2 separate regions of the Mus musculus genome follow, and region 1 is linked to region 2. Evidence: chromatin loops called from intact Hi-C (ENCODE). Cell type or tissue: left cerebral cortex. All regions are shown on one strand.

Region 1 (8,000 bases), 66 kb after region 2:
GGGTGAGATTTTCTCACCACCTATTTAGTGAAGGGCCTCACATCAATGGTGTTCCAGGCTGTTTCAAGATCCTCCCATTCTGTCCCTCTGCCTTTGGGACCCTGTTAAATGTCCAAGCCAGCAACGACATGTACCCTCAAGTGCACGCTTGGAAAAGCCCACCCTGTGTAACCAGAAAACTATAATTAAAATGTTAGCCTCAGCTTGCAGAAATAGCACGCTTGTGCTCTTCCAAAAGACCTAAGTTCTATCCCCAGTACCCACATCGGACACTTCATAACTGCCTCTCATTCCAGTTCCATGGGATCAAATGCCCTCTTCTGGCCTCCATGGGCACCTGTATTTGTATGTCATCACTCACAAAGATGCTTACATAGAGACACATAAGCACAATTTTTACAGAAATTCAAAATCAGGAAGAACTTCATTTTTTCTTTTGAAAGAAATAATAATAATAGTAATTATAATAAAGCACTTCAAAATGCTTCATAAATACTCAAAGCTCCCATCCCATCAGAGAAATTCAATGAAATATGGCTGGAAACAAAAAGAAAGTGAGGACAGAATACTCTTTTGAAAGAACGCAGAAAGGAAGGTACTGAAAGCTATTTTACAAAGAGAAGACACTGAACACTCTCCTGAAAGACAGAAGACACCCATAAGCATTTAGGAAATCTACGGATTATCCATTTGGACAATACTATCAAAGAACTGTCTTCAGGATTCTGCCTGCTTGCGAATCCCAGTCAGTGTGCCTATACTGGGCCATTGTAAGGCTTGGCCTTGTGGTTGGAGTAGAACGGTGTTGGTACAATTGTAAATCATTCCTCCATCCATGTGCTGGATGCTTCATGTGTTATCATATCCCTCTTCTTTGTCCCCAGGGGGAGTATTCCCTGAGCACCAGAGTTCTGTGTCAGACGCTGTTCTGAGCAGTTAGACACAGGTAGAAACCAGGATCTAGTATTGAAAGTGTTCGACTTAGCATTAAAATACACAGGGAACAAAGTCATTCTAAAGGGAAGCAAGCTCGCCTGCTCACTCTTAGCCATCAGCATGACCTACCCGAAATGTTGATACTTTGTTTTTCATGGGCTTTCAGTCCATACTGGTGACTTCAAATGTTACATTAAAATACTATTTACCTTAGTGACTGAACCTTTAAGCACCCTGTTCCTGGACCTGACCCTGACTGGTAAGTGGTTGGAGTCTGTCAGAGTTGCCAAATGGAAGAAGTCTAAAGACATTAAGGTTGTGTAACAGATATCAAGACTGAGAAGAGGTGAAGGGACAAACAGCGGCTTTTTCAACAGAAAAAAAAAAGCCTCTGAGGCTGTTTTTAATGATTCATTAATACAAGCTCTACCGTCCATTCACCCCTGAAGAAAAACACCATCCAAAATGGCTCCTGCTAGCCACTGTCCTCCACGGTGTCAGTTTTCTGAGGCACAGATTTTCTACACTGGCTGGCTGGCCTTTTTCCATGTAAGTTACAGTCTGCTCCACAATTTTAGGGACCATGAACTGTGTGCTTAGCTCTTTGTGGATTAACCAGCAAGCACCCTATGTAATGCAGGACAGTTGCTAAGATCCCAGCGTTGAGACCCAGAACACCACGGGCAGATAGACCTGGCGCAAAGACACTGCACTTAAATATTAAGCATCTGTTTCCTCTCTCCCTGACCCATTCAACCCCAGCTGCCCTGTTGAACAGACAACTAACTATCAGCGGAGTGGGGCAGGGGTGGGGCACAGTCAGCCAGGTGTGTAATCAATGAGACTACATTTCCCATCTGCCTTTGCACCTATCTTTGGCTGAATGCCTGAGTTCTGGGCAAAGGGCTTGGAGCAAAGGGGCTTATTTGTGGGAGAACACTAGAAACAAACTAGTATTGCATTGTGATTGTGTTTAGCCGTTGCATAAGAAGCAGTAGGTTGATCCTGTGGTAGCAACACACCTGTTGTGACAAAGACACTTTCCCAAGTAGACCAGCAATCTTGCTGTCCCTGATGGATCTCTAAATCAACAGCAGCAAGCTACATGATTTCCCACTTGGGGCTCTTATGTATGAGTGTCTCTACCGCAGATACCAACAAAATAACTGATAACGAATAGCTCTTCTCTTAAACTCTCAACTTGAAAATGAAGGCACAATATTCCTAGAAACTGCCGTTAATTATGATCAGCAAATAGAATGATTCACACGTCTTCAGTGCTACTTCATGTGCATAATCAGCTAATAATCTAAACATCAACAAGAACCCAAAGACAGAGGACGCCTCGGAACGGGAGCTCCAGATGCGTACTCGAGTTTTCCTCCGGAAGATTTTTCTAATACATGCTGGTGTCTGAGGATATGTTTGTGCTCCGTGCACATCACAGTTGACATCCTGTCAAAACCAAGGGAAATAATTGCATCCCTGAGTAAGGGTATCATGCAGGCAGCAGTTTCAACGTGGTACGGCTTATCCGTGCCGATTTACTAACATCTCACTGTATACAGCCATGTGTGCTAGGAAGAAAACTTCTAGGTTCCTACCAAGATTCGGGCATAAAAACAAAATCGGTTACATCCCCAGTTCCACAGCCAGGAGAACAAAGGCAAAGGCATGAGGTGCAAACCTGCGCTTCTTCCCCTTAGAAATAAACGTTTAAAGAAATCAAAATCCTAAACGCTACATCTTTTTTTTTTTTTTTTGAGGTGGGGTGGGCAAGACATACGCCAGTTTGCTCAAGTCTTGAGGGAGAAGGAAAACAACCTATCTTATGAGATTATTAAGCTAACACTTCAGCAAGCCGCGGGCATGCTACTCATTTATTATACAAAACTGAGATCTCTGACAGTCCATAATTATGTGCTGCGAACTCTAATGAATAACTCGGCATCAGAAGGACTCACGAACTTTGATCAGTGTCCCGAGAGGCAGTGGGTCAAGATGAACCTTGAAATCTGATTAGCATCACCCATCCCTGTCCTGCATTCCAAAAAGACTATTTTTTGCCGCTCCTGACTCTTCACTTGGCTATTTCAAAGCATAATTCTGTCAGACATCTGAGAGCAATTAAAACAATATTAGTATTCACTTTCGAAACAGACTGAGGATGGAATATGCATGATTTCCTTCTTGTTTCACAACACCTCATTTGGCTCCTAAGCCCATGGTCATATTTTTAAAAAAAGTCCCATTTTAGAACCAGTACTGTATCCGATGAGTTATGGGCTGTAATTTGTAACTCATCCTCTGCAAAATGCCTATGTTTTCCTATAAAACACCAAGGTCTCAAGTAATGCTGTGTATAAGCTGAGTTATCTATATACCTTTTCCTCTGTTGCCCATTATTTTAAGACATAGGATTCAGAGTAAACTCTGATTTAATTGAAAATGGATCATTCAGAAAGGAATAGAACCATGATAGAACCATGCGCTTTTGATTCAAGGCATGCATGTGTGTGTGCATGCATGTTTTCTGTGTGTAAAACACATGTTCGTAGTTCTAAATGTCATTAAGCAGCAATGGCAAAAACGTGCCATTGCTGCAGTCCTTGCTGCACTCAAGGCAGACATTACTAAGCGATACTCTACTATTAACCAAGGCTAATATCTACAATCCTGTCATATGCCTTCAGCTGCTACAGGAAACATGGGTTTAAAATCATTTCAGAAACCCTATGTCCAGCCCTGAGTTTGACTTAGTATTAATGAATGTTTGAAATAGGTAAAGATATTAGGGTTCATGTTGTTCAACTGAAGTAAGGAAACTGAGAAATGACAGCATCCACACGATTTTTAAAGGCCACACAGACAAACGCCAGGATTTCTTTCTTTGAAATCTACATTCATTTTTCTTGGTATGATTTGTGTCACTGAAGATACATGCAAGGTTTAAGGGAAAAGGAGCTCAGAGAATTAGCTGGTGTGTTTTACAAGCCAACTCACCCCCAAACAAATGCTAAAAGGGGGGAAAAGAGCCATAAAACTCACTCCCTGTGAACTTGTGCAAGGTCAGTGTGAAGGTCACAGGATCTTGCCACACGCACCATTTTGTTTTATCAACACTGTCTGATTTCACTTGCTGATTCATGCAGTAACCACAGCGCGCGCGCGCACACACACACACACACACAGACACACACACACACACACACACACACACACACACACACACACACACAGACAGAGAGAGACAGAGACAGAGAGAAACCCTTTCTAGGGGATGACGGTGCCCATATCTGACCACTCTAGATTTGTTTCTGCTGCAGGAGATCTCCCGGCTCCCCCGAGGCTCACAGAGGATCATTCTGAGCCAGACATCCAGGGTTCGGGGTCCAGTTACTATGTACACGTACAAAATACAATGGTCCCTCCAGTAGGTTGAGCTTAATAAAACGTGAGTGCTTTTAGTCATTAGCATTAAGATAGACAGAGAGACAGAGTGGGGACATATTCCAGTAGTAAAGCATTTGCCTTATATATGGAAAGTCCCCATCATCACAAGAACAAACACCCACAGAACAATCCAAAGTTGTTTAAGAAGAAAGAAAAATCAACTACAAAGTCTTCCAAACCCAGCAGCTCATCACATACACACACTAGAGAGAGAGAGAGACCTTTCTAGACTCCCCTGAAATTTCAAGCTCTCCTAGATATTTTTTCTCTAACTTGAAGAACCCTTAATAGAAATTGGGAGGGGGGTGGAAAGGTAGGGCCAACTGCTAGTGCTCTGATACAGAAGCCTCCAGCAGGTTCTCGGTGGCAGAGGAAAAGAGCCACAGGAAAGGACTTCACCCAAGCAGACGAGGAGGAGCAGCTGGGGAGGAGGTGGAAGTGGGTGACAGAGATAGGGAGCCAGAAACAGAGCTGTGAGGAAGAAGGGGAAAAAAAGGCTGAGCATCGAAGGGTGGTGGTTAAAATAACTCATGGTAACAGAGTGCTCTTTGTTAGCATACACTGCTCTTTGTTATCACACATTACGGAACGTTATAAACAACAGAAGCCGTACGGCGAAGCTGTACAGCAAGCTCTGAGCGCCGGTGACCTAACAAGCTCTCTGGCTCCTTCCTCCTGCACAGCCACGCTGTTTACAGAACACCACGGTAGGACTGTGGCTGCTAACTGGTACATCCCTGTCCACTCAGAGCAACGGTCCGTGATGCTTGGCACCATGTCCTCTACAGAAGCCTTCTCCATTCCTCCTACCCATGTTAACATCAGAGGAGGCAGGCAGGCCTGGGCCCATCTGTGATGGGGAGCATCACATTCTATAAGCAAAGAGATGCAAACCTTTATGGAACCTAGTTCTGAGGAAGTCCAAGGAAAATGATATGGGGTGGATTTATATTCAACAGAAATGAGAGGACAGCTTGCTAGGGAAGGCAGGGGACAGACCATGTTCCGTGGCAGAATGTCCCTGGAGGTGGCTCCACCGAGCTTTCCCATCTCCCTACCTTGACTCCTCCTTTCAGGCTTCAGACTATCAGCATCCTCTTGCCTCCTGGGGCCTATTCAGCATCACACTAATCAGCAACCCAGGGGTGAATTCACCAAACAGGTAACTTGAAGAGAGGTCTCACCAACTCTCTTTCTTTTCACTATCTGCCTCAGAGCCAAGAGTGAGAGTCGGTGTTCCCCGACTTTCCTTGGGACTCCACTCTGCCATTAACTTCCTGCCAAAGTCTTTTCTCCATAGAAATCAAGGCTACTTCTCAAGCCTAACGTCAACAAACTAACACCACGGTAGCTACCCAGCTACAGAAGTGCTCAGCCACGGAGGAGGAGGCACTCCCGTGTTCAGTTCTGGCCACACTCACAAGTTCACTTGACTCCTGTCATTCCGGTACTCTGGAATCACTTCGGCATTCTGATGGCTTTGAAACTGACCAGTTTAACTGCTGACTTCTCTGTCATGTTCTCGTATCACTTCCTAGGCTTCAGTTTGGGAATACTCTGTTCCTCTGGACTGCCGGCTCTTTCAGCAGTAGAGCGTTTGTCTAAACTCAGCTGTCCCTGCTCAGCAGGTCCACAATACCTGAGGTGGAGGGTGTCTTCATCTTCAGAGCCTGCCCATTGCCTTCGTATGCTCACTCAGGCTTGCCTGCTTCTACTGCACGCAGCCCTTTCTGTACCCTGGCCAGCTGCTAAAATAGCAGCTGTCCTAGACGATGGCAGCTTCTCTGTCCCAGCCTTCACGTGGCGTTAAGAACTTTCCTTCCCTGAGACAACTGCACTATGTGCCCCTACTATGTCTGTATTACATCATCTACTTCCCTCCACCCTTTTTTATGGCATCTAACCTTTATAGGATCATAAGATTACTGTCTCTAAATGTGTGCCTGCATCTCTAGACATTTATCCATCACTGAATAGATCCTATTCAAGCATACATTTTCTTTTTTGTCAAGTTTACTTATTTGTTGTATGTATATGAGTACACTGTAGCTGTACAGATGGTTGTGAGCCATCATGTGGTTGCTGGGAACTGAACTCAGGACCTCTGCTCGCTCCGACCCCCCTCACTCCAGCCCAAAGTTTTATTTATTATTATGTGTAAGTACACTGTAGCTATCTTCAGACACACCAGAAGAGGGCATCAGGTCTCATTACGGATGGTTGTGAGCCACCATGTGGTTGCTGGGATTTGAACTCAGGACCTTTGGAAAAGAAGTCAGTGCTCTTAACCACTGAGCCTTCTCTCCAGTCCCTTCAAACATGCATTTCCCACTCTCTATCTGAGTACAGAGCTCTTTGAGCCCAGGACTCACCCTGCCTCTATCCTTGGTCTTGTTAAAGAAGCTTCACAATGGGCCAAGCCTCAGCTACACTCTCTGTGCTGTGCCTCCAACTGCATACAGGACAGCAGTCCGCCCCTCCCTCCCGAGTTACCAAAGCAAACTTCCCTAATCCCCACTGTCTCAGGGAACAGGTAATACTAACTTTCATATTGTACTGGGAGTTCTCCAAGGTCAAGATTCCACTGTGGGCACAAATCACCAGAATCTAACATGGCACAAATGCAGAATGCCTTTCTCATTGAATTAAACTGAAATTGGTGAAATTGCAAAAAGATCTTTTAGAATTAAATCCTTAGTAATCAACTAGATGAAGGGAGTTCTCGGCAAGTGAATGTCTTATTTTCAATGCACATCTTTTTGTGGGGTTGTGGATTTCTTTCCCCACGTGTCCTGTTGAGTGAAAAAAGGAGAGGGCTGGGCAGTTTGTGCCTGGATTTGAGGGATCGTGAACTCTGCACCATCCCTGCATAAAGCTATCTCCTTTTGATCTCAACCCCCACAAAACGTTACAGACTAACCAACCGTGGACTATCTGGGAGGAGTCTCACACTGGGTCACGTCTCCCTCCATCAGGGATCCCAGCTCATCCCCATGGCCTCCACAAACTGACAGCCATCTCCTGCCATTTAACAGATGTGGTTTTCCTAAGAAATGGCAGCATTTAAAATGAGGAAAATCCACAATTATATTTATTTGAAGCCAATAAACCAAGTTGATGAAGAAATCTAAAATACTAATAGGTAAAAAAGATAACTAGATTTACCGTGGCTCCACTGAATGCCGAGGCAGTCTTTTTCTCTCTTATTTAGAATATGGATAAATATATTTTTTTTTACTTCCCAACTTACATTAGCAAAACATAGTTTGAGTGAAATCTCTGAATATATGTGCATCTGAAATGCATGCAGGGCCACGACTGCCTGACCAAAAAGTTTCTGAGGTGAAACACAAAATGGAAAATGGATTCTGAAAGGCCAGCCTTTCGTGGGAAAATAATCAACAATTTCCTGGCAGACTGAAAGTCCAGTTTCTCTGGACCATTAAGTAGCCTGTCTGAAAGGCCTTGCTTCAGAGAAGAGCAAACAGGGCAGGGTGTAGGTTTAAAATCTATTCGTATAAACAGGGACATTAAAGCTGGACAACTGGACATTACAGATGGCACAGTGACCACAGCAGAGAGGCTGAGGATTGCTGTTGAGTACGGGGACA
Region 2 (8,000 bases):
ATCCTATGTAGCTACCCAAACACAATTTTTAAAAGGAAAGGAAAGTGGGGTCAAGCAGCCAATGAGAACATAATCTAACTGGAAGCCAGGCGATAAAAATGTGTGACTGTTTAATTCGAGTCATGCTGTGAGCATGTCACCGAGGTGAGGGACATCCGAGGACCTAAGGATGAGGATGGGTGAAAAGGCTTGAAGGTCATGTTCTTCAACCACTGTCATAATTAGAGTTCCTACTGCTATGAAAACTCAACCGGATCAAAAGCAACTTAGGGACGAGAGGGTTTGTTTCAGGCCAGAACTCTCAGGTCATGCCCTATCACTGAGGCAAGTCAGGGCAGGAAGTCAGTGTAAGAACTGAAACAGAGAACGTGGAGGAATGTTACCTGCTTGCTCCCCACTGATTGCTTAACCAATGTTCTAATACAGCCCAGGACACCTGCATCTACCATTAATCAGAACAACAGTGTACAGAATTGCCCACGGGCCAGTCTTATGGAGGCATCTTTACAATTAAGGTTTCCTCCTCCTAAAGAGGTTTGTGTCAAGTTGACAAAACCCAACCAACTACCAAATGCCTATCCCTTTATGTACATTAAGTATTTAACCCAGTAAGTACTGTCATCTCTATGTTGTGGATAAAAATACTCAAGTATACGACTCTTTTTGTTTTCTTTTAAGTACATGGTTCTTAAAGACTTACCCAAGTTTATTTAGTAGTTAATTCTTTGTCACCATGATACAAACTGACACTACATAAAAAGAGGAAAACTTCAGTTGAGAAACTGCCTTCACCACATTGGCCAGTAGGCATGCCTTTGTGGGGTAGGGTGTGCATGCATGTGAGTGTGCATGCGTTTGTCTGATTGACTGATTGACTGATTGATTGATTGATTGATTGATGTTGCAGGTCCCAGTCAAGTGCGGGCAGTACCACTCCTAGGCACTCAGTCCTGGGTGATGTAGGAAAGGTAGCTGAGCAAGCCAAGGAAAGCAAGCTTGTAAGCACCGTCTGTGCTGAGTTCCTGCCTCCGGCTTGAGTGAGTTCATGCTCTGTTTTCCTTTGATGATGGACTATGATGCAGAAGTATAAACCAAATAAACCCTTTCTACCCTAAGTTGCTTTTGTTCAAAATATTTTTTCAGAGAGTAAAAAAACCAAACTGGAACATCAGTGTGAGAGAGCTGGGATGTAACATGTTTCTAGAATGACCATGTTCTTTCCCTAAAAACCAGTATTTCCAGGTACATAAGTGTTGATGAGTTAGTAAGGAATGATGACACAAGCTGAAAATCAGAGTAGAGAGACAGTCAAACAGTCAAATCAAAAACCCATGAAAAGTACTGTGACAAGGTGACAAATGTTTCTTGAAGTCCATTTGGACTGAGATGTCCAGAAAACAGCAGCTCTTAACCAAAGCCCAATATCTCCCAGGCAAATACAATTTTTTGTTGTTGAAAGAAAATTAACACAGGGCTGAATGTTTCTAAGAACAATCCTGAAGGTCATGAGTTCAACCCATCTTCTAGAAGAAAAAGATAAACAAGAGAACCCCCCCCCCAAAAAAATGAAAGGGTACACACAAATCCACTGCAAGCCATGGCATTTCTTCCAGCCGTGATTGGACTCGGTAGGTGCTGCCCTGTGTCCAGGGGCTCCTAAAAGAGGAAGGGCACCCAGAACGAGAATGAGCAAAACACCTTCGCTTCCCTCTTTATGAGTTGACCATAATAAAGTCCAGACTACCTTCAATGAGCTTTTGATAGTGTGAGCCCAGCTTTCTCGGTCCCTGTACGAGGCTAATGATAAGCGAAGTCCAAGAATCTCTCTGGGACCTCTTCCTGATTCAAGGTCCTATTCCTTACCTCAGCACTACCTACATCTTTATCTCTAGACACTGTCTTTTCAATTCTTTGTCACAATAAGAGCTGGACTCTACTAGGAGGGCAATTAAGTAATTATGTTATTTATACTCCACAAGATAGTGAAAGCCAAAATTCTACTAAAAGTTCATCAAGAATTTAAGAAAAACCCTAAAGAAACTAAAGAAATGTACATATGCAGAATATTCTTTATACTATAAAAAAATTCATTAATGACCCACACAACTCATCTTCTGACAACAAGGGCACACATGCACATAGAAGAACTCCATAAAAGATTGTGCACCTCTATGAGTACACAAGAAAGTATAGGGAGAGACGTAAGTCAGGAAGTAAGTATGGGGACTCTTGCTTTGATGGTAATGAGGGTTTAGTAGCTATGATCATTTTAAGCATCAACTTTCCATAGCCTCAAATCACCTGGCAAGATAGACCAAATGAAGAGTTATCTAGTTCGGATTAGCCTGTGAGTGTCTGCGGGGGATCCTCTTTTAATTAACTGAGGATGGAAGAACTAGCCTGAGTGTGGTTGGTACTGTTTCATAGATCAGGCCCTAAACGGTGTAGAAAGGAAGAAATCTAGCCAAGCAGAAGCAGGCAGGCCACATAGGTGCATTGCCTTATTGCTGATCTTCCCTGTATGATGTGACTGCTTACGTTGTTCCTGTCTTCATTCCCTGGCAATAATGGACTATAACTTGAAATTGTTAGCTAAATGAACTCTTTCCTGCCCTAAACTGTTTTTGTTCAGTGTGTTTTATCCAGAACCAAACCAGAGAAGACCAAGCAGAGATGTTCTTAAGGTTACTGGCTTTCCCTTGGGGGCCAATCCAGCCTTCCACACAACAAGACACCCCCCCCCCCCCGCAAGTCCAAAGGTCAATTTTCTATTGGTGGATATCTGTACATACCAGGCTGCTTCCCACTCTCCAAAGAAAGCCCACATTCCACAGCTCTTAAATTCTCTTTATCGAAACATAACTTTTAGCCCTTGGAAAGCTTGCTGTCTATAAAGCATTCAAAGAGAGGCAGGAGTGGCCGAGAGAGGCTTTGGCCTACCTGGTGATATGACTCAAAGGGGGAGGGCATGAGATCCCTGAAGAGCATTTCCTTCTGCTCAGCATGAAGCATGGAACTTACTGACTGCAAACGTCTAAGCCCAGGATGAACACTAAGCCTAGTACAGTGCTTAGTACCTGCCCTGCCCTCAGCCAGGGAAGAGGGCACACGGCTATCCGGTCAAAATGCCTCCAGTGGACATTTAAAAGTCGACCTTCCCAGGGCTCCTAAGTAAGCGATACAGAGCTAGGAGAGCTCTGTGGAGGCTCAATACCTTTAGGTCTGTCTTTGCCCTTAGCTTGACATCTTTTAACACAAGTGCAAGGACAAGCAAGGCAAGCAGGTGACACTCAGAGGGCTCTACGCTTTTCTTCTGCCTACCCAGTCTGTGAGAAACCTCAAGCTGACAGGCTTAGTATGTCTGTTGACAGAGGTGGCGGGGCATGAAAAGGACAGTCTGCTGGGGATCTAGAGACTTCAGTGACACTGGTACCACTGCAGTCTAAATCCAGAGTCATTTCAAGCTGAAATACACTTTCAGGGTGACAATACACTCCAGTAGCTACTGGTGCAGATATGACCAGATCTAGAGTCAGCAAGGAGATAGGCCTCTGAACATACCTGTGAAGGGCTATGCTGGTTAGATTAACTGATGTTTATCGTGCATTCACAGTTTTGAGTTCCTAAATGTGGATATGTTGTGACAATCTCTTTCAAACTCCTGCCATTTTGTCTTACACACACACACACACACACACACACACACACACCCGTGATGGACTATACCCTTCACCTGTGACTTAGAAGAGAGCCTTTCTCCCTTAAGTTGCATTTGTCTTGATATTTTATCCCAGCAACAGGAAGAGTAACTAAGACAGCAGTGTTTACACTTTAGATACAGGGAGAAGTGAAGTGGCTTAGTTAAGCATGGTATGGTGGCTTGTGTGTGAAGTACCTCCTACGGCTCAGGTACTTTACTCAATTCCCAGATGGTTATGAGACCTTCATGATGTGAAGTCTTGTTGAAGAATGTGGGTCACCCTGGGCTAGTCTTGAGGTTGTAAAGCCCGGCCTCACTTCCTGTCTGTTCTCTGTGTTGGGACTGGGGACACGGTTATAATCACACACACTGCAACCGCCACTGTGCTTTTGTGACATGATGAAATAAATGTATTCCATCTTAAATGGTAAACCAAGAAAAAAACACTTCCTTTGTAAATTTACTTTTGTTGAGTATTTGGTCAATCAGTGAGACGAGTAACTAACACACACGTTCGGGGCATCAGAGCGAGAATGCAGGTCTCTATCTCAGAGCCTAGAGCTCTGTCCACTGGAACGTGTGTTTTCCACAAGGAAGTAACATGTACTCCTATACCAAAGCCACAAAAACCACTCACCCATTAACCCGCTGATAATTATTTTGCTCTTACACACAAGAAAATGGACAAATCTAAAGATGAATCTCATAGAATCTAAGTCAAAACAGTGAGTCAGTTTCTCTTTTTCTTTCCCTCCAGAGCTGTTCCAGAACACCATGTGCGAGAGAAAACAACAGAATGGAAATTGCTCACACGGAGCATGAGGAGGCTGCCCACCTCCCTCGCACAGCCCGTGTGCAAAGCCAGCCCCTCAGCTGTGCTGCAGACACAAGGTGGTTCGTGTTCACTGTTTACCATGGCAGCTGAGGAGCCAGCTGGCACTGATCACTCCTCTCTTCCAACACAAACGCCACTAGGACATGTGTGACAGGCACCAGCTGCCACTCAGTATAATGGGTGGTGTCCCTGCTGGCCAGCAAGGTGCAGCCCATGGCCCATTCCCTGAGACTGAAGCTTCTGAAGAGTCTTGGCAGAGAAGAAACGGTACCAGTTTCACACTAGAATTGGTGGGCAAGGGGCAGCCACTCATTCATGTTGGCCAGGTTGTTGGGCTCACAGCTGGAGCCCAAGTGTTCTAATGTTCCCCACGGGTCTGTGTTATATTTGGCAGCGAATAGTAGTTCCAGACAGAGCAAGAAGAAGAAACAAGAGACAAAGTGTCACGTCTGGAAAACATTCCAGGAACCACCAGAGACATTGGGTTGAACATTGAAGGATCTGGCGATCTCATGAGGAGCCTCCCATCCCTCCACCCTGGCCTGGTCCACCTGCATTCGCTACAAATGCAGACTTTGAAGAAGGACAAGGAGGATTCAGGCCACACTTGCCCTGCTCAGAGGAAACATAGGAGGCCTTTAGATATTAGACACCAAATAGGACAAGAAGTCTTCTCTATTCCCATCCTCCCTCTTCTAGTCCTCTCATCAAACTACAGGGTCAGGAAGCTCTACTTCTGACGTGCTGGGATCTTGGGTCAGATCATACTTTATCTAGGAAGCTTCCTCTGGGTCGTATGTGTTTGGTATCACTCCTGTTATATACCATTAGGCTCTCCTAGTACAGCATCTCTCCTCCTCTTACATGAATCAGACTTCCCTCTGTAGAAGGCATTCCAGAAATCTGAGGTGACAAAATAAGACTCATCCTCAGTCAGGAACACTGGTGTAGCAGTCAAGGACACAGGCTTTGATCTCCAGACTGGCTGGACTTGTAATCCCATCTTGGCCACGTACATGTGAAAGTGGGCCAACATATTTGGATTTTGTTATTCAGTGTCATTGAGTATCAAACAGGAGTACATAAGCCATCTTATAGAGCTGCTATTGCCAGTCCCTTTGTGCTCTTCTATGCCAACATGCCAACAGTCTTAGTTATTTGTCTATTGTGATGAAACACCATGACAAAGGCAACCTTTAAAGGGAAGCACTTCATTGGGGCTTGGTTACAGTTTCCAAGGGTGAGCTCTTCATCTTCACCATCATAGAGAGGGGAGTGTAGAGACAGAGAGAGAAAGAGGGGGCAAAGACAGATAGAGACATACATATACACCCAAAGAGACATATACACAGACATACAGACATATATAGACACACATACATACACACACACCCACACACAGGGAGAGAGAGGGAGAGAGAGAGAGAGAGAGAGAGAGAGAGAGAGAGAGAGAACGCCTGACATGGGTTTTTGAAACCCCAAAGCACACATCCAGTGATACCTGCTCCATCAAGCCCACACTTACAAATAGTTTCACTAATAGTTTCACTGGTGACCACACATTGAAACATATAAGTCTATAAAAGAGCCAATCTCATTCAAACATCTACATCCCCCAAGCAGTGTCTGGCCACCATAAGCATTTCTCTTCCACAAAGAAACCCATAAAAACTCCACTCTCTGGCTCTCTTACTCGAAAGGTTCCAGGCTAATCTAACTCCAAAAGGAATGTGGGCATTCCCTGGAACATAGAGGAGACGGAAAAGCCATGGTCTCCTCCAGTACCAGCAGGCAGGTCCTGGGGGAAATGCAGATGTTAACTTGTTCAGATTCTGAACTCTTCCCGGCAAGTTGTCCGTTTTTGTGATACAAATGGTTGAGGTCATGAACGATTGTGCCATTTGCTTCCCACAGCATCTTCAGAAAGAGACGTTCCCTTATCCTTCCCTCAAAATGGTTCTATACGATGTAATATCAAGTTCTTTCATGTTTCAAATTTCTGCAGTGGCTCCTATTTTCCAGATCAAACTCTGACTTAAGGACACATTAGATTGATGAAACTACTAAAATTTTGCCATTAGTAACTATTTCTGAGAGTAGTAAAATATCACTTTGTATGTACAAGGTGGAATGTATGATTCTAAAAAAACCCTGCAGTTGTAAAGCAGGCACGTATTCTCCAGAGGGTGAGTGTACTGAAGGAAGAAGGCTGCCTAAGCTAGCTCATTCTTTCTTGCACTTTCCCTACACCCAGAGAAGTCTGAACCTTTGAAAAGGTTCATTACAAATCTTACATTATAAAAGCAAGATATTCTCTCTCTTTCTCTTTCTCTCTCTGTGTGTGTGTGTGTGTGTGTGTGTGTGTGTGTGTCTGTGTGTGTTGTATATGTCAAATACATAAAGTACCACACCACAAGTGTAAAGAAAATGTCTTCAGACCAGAGCGAAGGAAGAAGGCCACTGCTGATGATTGCTGCTACAGGATCTGGTTATTTGAGAGTACTCAGCCAAGCCCCAGGCAAATAAAGGAGTCAAAAAGGACGAAGTCTCTGACCCCTAGGTGCTCATAGATAAATAACAAATGAAAACTGAAACAATAGTCCAGAAAGCAAAACCAAGAGTGTGGTTTATCTTGGTGGCAAAAACATGGCATCCAGTGAGCATATCGGTGTCTTTGGTCTCACGGGAAAGGCCTTTGGAAACATGCCGTGCCATGACCCTAACTGATGCATGAACAGAAAAGCAGACCTTTTACGAAAAGTTTAGACAAAAATTCGTCCAAAAATGGAGAGACCCCCCAAGCCCCAACATTCTGCTTGCCTAGTGAGTCTGTGGCATGGCTAGGCCCACTGATCTTACAGACTAGGGAGAAATTCTCCCCGGATGGTATTTATTTCTTAATTGATTTAGTTAATGGCTTTTCTCTAGTCAGCCACGTTCTCTTGCCTCATTTTCATTTGCTGTGACTTTCTTGAAGCTTTGGATATTTGGGGGAAGGTGGGCTCATCTGTTTCTGACTTTTGTTTTGACATACCCATGGAGAGATTGGACTCTCCAGCACAGCTTTCTAAAGTCAATTTTTTTTTAATGGCTGAGAATTCTCATTAAAAATAATTACTTTTGGCAGAAGTCAGGAAGGTGACAAGAGAGAGGGGAGAATTGGAGGAACTGGTATTTTTTTGTTTTCTTGTTGTTTTGTTTTTTAATTTCTTCCATTTGTACAAAATCTTCCTGTAAAACAAACACTGTGTAGGGAATGAAAAAAAGTGTAAAAGTGTATAAGAAAACCCTTCCCACCTTTCTATGTGTCATGTAAAACAATTCCATGAATATAGGAGCGAAGCCGCTGCCCTCTTCCCACTTCAGACATACGCACTCAGCTACAAACACCGTTAGGTACAGGAAGCATTTTTCACACTGATGTATCTGTACCAGAAACCAAAAGCCTGATAGTACAGAGAGTTC

The links. A loop is a pair of places that touch in the nucleus more often than their neighbours do. Peaks named below come from ENCODE experiments on the same cell type or tissue, not always from the same donor. Only the 100,000 strongest peaks of a DNase experiment are listed, where the experiment ranks them.
Region 1: it touches region 2 in a loop (4-fold over the local background); 4 of 42 quality-filtered maps call a loop at or near these places.

The regions. Positions count from the first base shown.
Region 1 is chr19:28,498,267-28,506,266 of GRCm38, forward strand. All of the region lies in intron 4 of Glis3 (GLIS family zinc finger 3), which reads right to left. Among named protein-coding and RNA genes, the nearest start is that of Gm35866, 140 kb to the left of the region's middle. In left cerebral cortex, no CTCF peak of the experiment used is centred here; DNase peaks (open chromatin) are centred at 4,527 and 4,859; H3K27ac peaks cover 244 bases.
Region 2 is chr19:28,432,032-28,440,031 of GRCm38, forward strand. The region is part of intron 4 of Glis3 (GLIS family zinc finger 3); the gene reads right to left. Among named protein-coding and RNA genes, the nearest start is that of Gm35866, 72 kb to the left of the region's middle. In left cerebral cortex, no CTCF peak of the experiment used is centred here; a DNase peak (open chromatin) is centred at 4,575.